Regions from separate parts of the Homo sapiens genome. Here region 2 is linked to region 1. Evidence: chromatin contacts called from ENCODE Hi-C or POLR2A ChIA-PET data. All regions are on one chromosome and are shown on one strand. The core of a region is the stretch at or near the end of the contact, and the rest is flanking DNA. Distances in the headings are between cores, read along the strand shown. Region 1 overlaps USP7 (ubiquitin specific peptidase 7). Region 2 has its middle 5.7 kb from the start of NUBP1.

Evidence for each region. A loop is a pair of places that touch in the nucleus more often than their neighbours do. ChIA-PET counts read pairs that join two places held with the same protein, here RNA polymerase II (POLR2A). Pooled maps may share reads with other maps.
Region 2: a loop to region 1 is called in a map with no recorded cell type, with 3 times the contacts of the local background. The contact joins two enhancer-like sites. A Hi-C loop is called at or near these places in 1 of 37 single-sample maps with no recorded cell type and 2 of 50 pooled maps. POLR2A ChIA-PET finds 5 or more read pairs at or near these places in 1 of 52 experiments (B cell).

What each region holds. Positions count from the first base shown.
Region 1 is chr16:8,942,737-8,946,451 of GRCh38, forward strand. All of the region lies in intron 1 of USP7 (ubiquitin specific peptidase 7), which reads right to left. Among named protein-coding and RNA genes, the nearest start is that of USP7-AS1, 18 kb to the right of the region's middle. RefSeq lists an enhancer at 1,947-2,146. Within about 2 kb of position 1,840, at least 3 of the 41 ENCODE cell types and tissues checked have a DNase peak (open chromatin) inside an H3K27ac peak, as active enhancers do; they include B cell, where a contact is called at or near this core.
Region 2 is chr16:10,736,393-10,739,844 of GRCh38, forward strand. No RefSeq gene overlaps it. Among named protein-coding and RNA genes, the nearest start is that of NUBP1, 5.7 kb to the right of the region's middle. RefSeq lists an enhancer at 1,316-1,365. Within about 2 kb of position 2,064, at least 28 of the 41 ENCODE cell types and tissues checked have a DNase peak (open chromatin) inside an H3K27ac peak, as active enhancers do; they include B cell, where a contact is called at or near this core.

The sequences.
Region 1 (3,715 bases), core at 590-3,089:
CTGGGTCTCACTATGTTGTCCAGGCTGGTCTTGAACTCCTGGCCTCAAGCAATCTCCCAGCTCGGCCTCCAAAAGTGTTGGGGTTACAGACATGAGCCACCACATCCAGCCACTTTGTGATTTTATACCCTCCAGTTATTTGGCCATATGCACCCTCATTAGGCTGGCTGGAAAGCCATTTCCAGGGGACAGTCCTGTCCTACTAAGCTAGGTTGCCTTCAGTTCTGTACCTTTTCAGGCACTGCGGGCCCTGAGGTCAGCCGACCACCTGGCTTTAAGGCAGTGGAGCCTGAGTGTTCAAAGTGGACCCACTTTGACGCTTTGCTCTATATGCTGAAATAATCCTGATGTAAATTAGCTATATGAAAACCAAGCCCCAAAGAAGGCCACATATAATATGTGATCCTTAAATAAAACTATTTGTTTGGAGCTTTCAGTTTAGCTTCATTATGTAAAAATCATCTGTTCCCTAGAGATCATCCTAACTACCAAAAGTGCCTGTCCAAACACTGATGATTGGTTTTAATGCTGTGTTGTGCACTGAGAGGGGTTTAATATACAGCACAAGTAAAGAGCTTATAATTACGCCTGTACTGCTTCTACATGTATAGTCTGCTCCGCAAAAGAAACAGGATTATCTGCTCAACTGTGCAGCACAATGCAAGTAGAAGTTGCAGCACGCACGGCCGGAACCGAGCTGCACAGATGCAGTTAGGGCAAGGGATGCCCCTACCTGGATGGAGATCTGTGACACACAAGAGCCAAAGGATCAACACCGAGAATGCAGGGCCCCAATGCCATGAGAAACACAAACGACTAACCAACAGGCTCCACCTCCCTCGTTAACGTGGGATACCACTCTTCCTCTGCTGGATTAACGGTGAAAAGCAATGGAGATGCCCACCAGTACTGAAGGTCTAGCATATGGGTAGAGTCGAATGGCTGGCGGGAACACACTTTTCTAGAGTCAACTGTCCTTCCCAAAGGCAATATGTATTAAAATCAAAATGTTGAATGTCCTTTCACTCATTTTGAAATGTTACCACAAAAACCCATTCCCCAAGAAAATGAGCATTCACGCTGGGGGATAAACACAAACAGTGCTTCGTGCACTGATGCACAACTTTAAACATAAGTTTAATTTTTCACAGGAAAACATTTTGGTTTTTAAAATTTCATTTCTCTATTAAATTTATTGTATTGCTTATTCTACAATAATTGGGTTTTAAAGCAAAACTATAAGGTGCGGGGGAGGCAGTATACAGGAGTTCAAGACCAGCCTGGGCAAACATAGGGAGACCCCCGTCTCTGAAATTAAAAACAAACAAAAAAGGATGAACTGGGACAATATCCATAATACATCAAGTATATAATGGTAGTTCCCTCTGAGGAACAGAAACTCTCCTTCTTGCCTTTTTGCTTGCATGTTTGAATGTTTCCGGGAATATGCATTACTCTTAAAACAAAAGCAAAAATACGCAGAGCAACAGAGGTGCAAAAAAAAAAAAGCACAGCCAAAATACTGGCTGAGGCTTGACACCCCCTTGGCAGCTGAGAGAGGGGGTGCAACAGCTGCCCGCCTGGAGTCAGGAGGAGGCCAGAGTCCTGGAACAAAGGAATTGCCTGGGCTATTTGTGGCCTGGAAGGTCCATTTACACCTTGGCAACTAAGTAGCAGCTTCCTCTCTTAAATGTCTGTTTTTCCCTAAAAATTATTTGAAAAGACAAGCCAGTTTGGGGACTGGGGATGAGGTCAGAGGTAGAAAGGAGATTTTTATACATACTCTTGGTTGTGCTAATGTAAGTCCTTTAAAAATAGTCAAACATAACCAACTTCAAACAGGTTCCTTTATTTGAATAAAACCACAAAAGGGAACAACCTAGCACAGAAAGAAAACTATTTTTTTCTCTTTTGCACCATGTCACAGGCTGCCAGTCTACTCTAGGCCACTGGAGACACAGACCACCATTCAGGTTTTAATCCCCTTTAGAGGGGACCTACTCAGACTCTCATGGAACACCTGCAATTCAAGGGCTGTCAGATCTTTTGAAAAACTAGCGTCAAAGGTATTTTGAAAAGTTCCTGGCGGCTGGACACAGTGGCTCATGCCTGTGATCCCAGCACTTGGGAGGCTGAAGTGAGGGGCAGATCGAATGAGGTCAGGAGTTCGAGATCAGCCTGGCCAATATGGCGAAACCTCGCCTCTACTAAAAATACAAAAATTAGCTGGGTGGACCGGGCGCAGTGGCTCACGCCTGTAATCCCAGCACTTTGGGAGACCAAGGCAGATGAAAGACCTGAGGTCAGGAGTTCAAGACCAGCCTGACCAAGATGATGAAACCCCATCTGTACTAAATAAAAATACAGAAATTAGCTGGGTGTGGTGGCGGGCGCCTGTAATCTCAGCTACTCAGGAGGTGGAGGTTGTAGTGAGCCGAGATCCTGCCACTGCACTCCAGCCTGGGCAACAAGAGCGAAATTCCATCTTCAAAAAAAAAATAGCCAGGTGTGGTGGTGCACACCTGTAATCCCAGCTACTCGGGAGGCTGAGGCACAAGAATCGTTTGTACCTGGGAGGTGGAGGTTGCAGTGAGCCAAGACCATGCCACTGTACTCCAGCTTGGGCAACACAGCAAGATGCTGTCTCAAACAAACAAACAAAAAGTTCCTGGGAAGACTAGTTGTCCAGAGAGTAGCAAAGGAAATCTTGTTTTATTTGTTCATGGGTTAGTGGGGGCTTTGGGAACAGTTCAACCTATAAACCAACAGACACCTTGAACATTTCTGTGCACTAGTGATGTACTGTGAATGCTAGCCATTCATAAGAGGAAAATCACTGAGACTGGGGACATACCGTGCCCATGGAGTGGGAGACAGCACAGTAAAGATGTTCTCCCCAAATTAATCCATACATTTAAACACAGTCCAATTAAAAAGCAGGATTTTTCATAGCTAAGGACAAGCTGATTCTAATATTTATATGGAACAATAAAAGATTGAGTAGGTAAAACAATTTTGAATAACACAGATCCACTGGGTGTGGTGGCTCATACCCTATAATCCCAGCACTTTAGGAAGCCAAGGCAAGAAGACTGCTTGAGGCCAGGAGTCAGAAACCAGCCTGGGCAACATAGCGAGACCCCACTTCCAAAAAAAAAGTAAAAATTAAAAAAAACAACAGCACTGATTGAGAAATCACATTACCTGATTATGAAGCTTCCATAATCAAGACAGCACTGCTGGCAAAGGAACGGACAGGGGAGAATGGAAGAGTCCAGAAACAGATCCCATTTGATTTTTGACAAAGGTACAAAAGCAATTCAACGGACAAAGACAGTCTCTAACAAAAGTCATGGAACAAATGGACTCTACAGCCCCTCCCCCACAAGACTCTCAACCTAAACCTCACACCTTATACAAAAGGTAGCTCACAATGAAATGTAAAACCCCAAGACTGTAAGAAAACACAGGAAAACATCTGTCATGATGGGTAGGGCAAATATTTGGACATAATACCAAAAGCAAGGTTCAAAAAAACAAAACACAACAACAACAAAAAAATGGCAGGCGGCGGTGGCTTAAGCCGGTAATCCCAGCACTTTGAGAGGCTGAGGCAGGAGGATCACTTGTGGCCAGGAGTTCAAGACCAGCCTGGCCAATATGGTGAAACCGCATCTCTAAATAAAGAAAAAAACTGTTGATCAACTTTGCTCCA
Region 2 (3,452 bases), core at 814-3,313, 1.8 Mb after region 1:
ATCCAAACTAATCTACAGTGAAAGAAAACAGGTCAGTGATTGCTAAAGAACAAGAGCGGACCACAAGGAAACCTTTGGGTACATACATATGTCAAAACTTGGCAATTGTATACTTACAATATGTGCAGTTTGTTGTATATCAGGTATACCTCAACAAAGCAGCTTAAGAAATAAACCGGCCGGGAGTGGTGGCTCACGGCTGTAATCCCAGCACTTTGGGAGGCCAAGGCGGATGGATCACCTGATGTCAGGAATTCGAGACCAGCCTGGCCAACACGGCGAAACTCCGTCTCTACTAAAAATACAAAAATTAGCCGGGCGTGGTGCCAGGCACCTGTAATCCCAGCTACTCAGGAGGCTGAGGAAGGAGAATCGCTTGAACCTGGGAGGCGGAGGTTGCAGCGAGCCGAGATTGTGCCACTGCACTCCAGCCTGGGAGACAAAGCGAAACTCTGTCTCATTAAAAAAAGAAATAAACTGATAATTACTAACACCTATATAGGGCTTGAAAGTGCCAGACACTCTAAAAAACTGTTTTACTCATTAACTTGTTTAATCTTCCCAACAATAATTCCTTGAATATTATTGTTGACATTTTTCAGAGACGGAAACTGAGACAGGGAGCCTGAATGCGAACACCTGGCATTCAAGGATCCACGTCCTTTCCAGTTTCTCTCTATATAATGCATCTGAGCCTTGTTTTTCGACTCAATTATGTGTTGAACACCTGGTGTGTATATAGCCCCTTGTTATATTTGCCGGATCCCAGGGAAGAAGCAGAAAATTTTCTACACCTAAACTTAATTTTGTTTCCATTGCCTGAGTACCTTGATCATAGGTGGGGGGAGAGCTCCACCTGCTGGTATAACTAAGGAACCGCAGGCACTTCCTGTGTTTTCTAAGGGTGCTCGCTGACCTTGTTTGAATATTTAAAGTGCCCCTGTCTGGCTGAAATTTTTAGCCGCTGTAACCAGGTTTTAGTCTTGTTTCATCCACTAATCTTTTTTTTTTTTTTGGTAAGGCAGATTCTCGCTGTGTTGCCCAGGCTGGAGGGCAGTGGTGAGATCGCCTGCCAGGCTCAAGCGATTTTCCTGCCTTGCAGCCTTCCGAGTAGCTGGAACTACAGGCGCACACCACCACATCCGGCTAATTTTTATATTTTTAGTAGATACAGGGTTTCACCATGTTTGCCAGGCCGGTCTCAAACTCATGACCTCAGGTGATCCACCCACCTCGGCCTCCCAAAGCGCTGAGATTACAGGCATGAGGCACCACGCCTGCCCAGTTTCCCCCATTTTTAACATCTTGCATTAGTGTGGTACATTTGTCACAGTTGATGAACCAATATTGACACATTATTATTAAATAAAGCCCATGGTTTATATTAGGCCTCACTCTTGGTGTCGTACGTTCTATGGGATTTGACGAATGCATAATGACATGCATCCACCATTACATAGTCACACAGAGCAGCTTCCCTGCCCTAAAAGTTCCCTGGGCTCCCGTTTACCCCTTATCCCCTCCCACCCGCTGAACTCCTAGCAACCCTGATCTTCGGACTCTATAGTTTTACTAATTTATTTTTAAAATTATTTTGAAGTCTATTTAAATCCTTGGCACTTACTTAGCTTTGTAAATTTAACTTTCATTTTTAGTCATTATTCACCATCTTCAGTCAGAGGAACTGAAATAAAAAAATTTAAATTTAAATTTAAAATCTAGTCTTTCAAAATCACAGAACTAAGTAAGTGTAAAGGAAAATTACACAAAATTTCAAATGCTAATTTTTGTTAAGTTTATGGCATTCATACTTCGGAAGTTGTTAGAATGGAAAACCGTGCTCAGACTTCTGGAACGCAGTGTGTTCAGTTCCGCAGGCCAGGAATGGCCTCCATGGGGAGATGCTGCTGAGACTTGGCCTGTCACAGAGGACTGGGCCACAGCCAGATAGGCGAGAGACAGGCAGTGGCCTTTCCTGGCAGAAGGGCCTGTGTGAGTGACAGCAATGAACTAGGGTGCCAGGCAAAGGCCAGCTGTTTAGTGAATAGACTCGATATTCTCAGTGACACTCAGGCTGGAAGGGTCAAAATGAGTCATGCAGGCTACTGAACACCATATGAAAACTGGGCCTTATCCTGTGGGCCATAGGGAGCCACTGACGGTTTATGAGCAGCAGAGTGACTTGGTCTGATTTTCATGGGGAAAGAATGTTAAGACTGAGAAACAATTCAGGGAACTGTGGGAAACATCACTGTGATCCTGGATATCTGGTTTTCCTCCACTTCCAGTCATATAAAACTGTACTTCCTATACTTTTTTAGGCATGACCATGTGACTTTTTTTTTTTTTTGCGACAGAGTTTTGCTCTTGTTGCCCAGGCTGGAGTGCAGTGGTGTGATTTCGGGTCACTGCAACCTCTGCCTCCCAGGTTCAAGCAATTCTCTTGCCTCAGCCTCCCAAGTAGCTGGGATTACAGGCATGCGCCTCTGTACCTGGCTAATTTTTGGTATTTTTAGTAGAGACGGAGTTTCACACTATTAGTCATGCTGGTCTTGAACTCCTGACCTCTAGTGATCCAACCGCCTCGGCCTCCCAAAGTGCTGGGTTACAGGCATGAGTCATCACGCCCAACCTTTTTTTTTTTTTTCTGAGACAGAGTCTCATTCTGTCACTCAGGCTGGAGTGCAGTGGCACAATCTTGGCTCACTGCAACCTCTGCCTCCCGGGTTCATGCAATTCTCCTGCCTCAGCCTCCTGAGTAGCTGGGATTATAGGCGCACACCACCACACCCAGCTAATTTTTTGTGTATTTTTAGTAGAGACAGGGTTTCGCTATGTTGGCCAGACTGGTCTTGAACACCTGACCTGGTGATCCACCCGCCTCGGCCTCCCAAAGTGCTGGGATTACAGGCGTGAGCCATCGCGCCTGGCCTTTTTTTTTTTTTTTTTTTTTTTTTTAGACAAGGTGTCACTCTGCTGCCCAGGCTGGAGGGCAGTACTGTGATAACAGCTCATTGCAGCCTCCAACTCCAGCAATCGTCCTGCCTCGGCCTCCCAAGTAGCTGGGACTACAGGCATGCACCACCTTGCCCAGTTAATTTTTAAATTTTTTGTAGAGACAGGGTCTCACTATGCTGTTCTCCAACTCCTGGCCTCAAGCAATCCTCCTGCCTTGGCCTCCTAAAATGCTGGGATTACAGGTGTGAGCCACTGCACCTGACGTGTGTGACTAATTGTAGCCAATGAAAAGTGGGCAGATAGGTGTCATTTCTAGTGGAAGCATTTCAGAATCAGGGTACAATTCCCCTGGCTTGTGTCCTCTGTGTTCAAAAGGGGCCACAGGAGACGGTGGAGCTTCAGTCTGTGTCCCTGAGGAACCACAGGGAGCAGGAACCTCTGTCCATGAAGTTACATATGGAGCAAATGCCAAAATAAACTTGATTGCCTTGAGC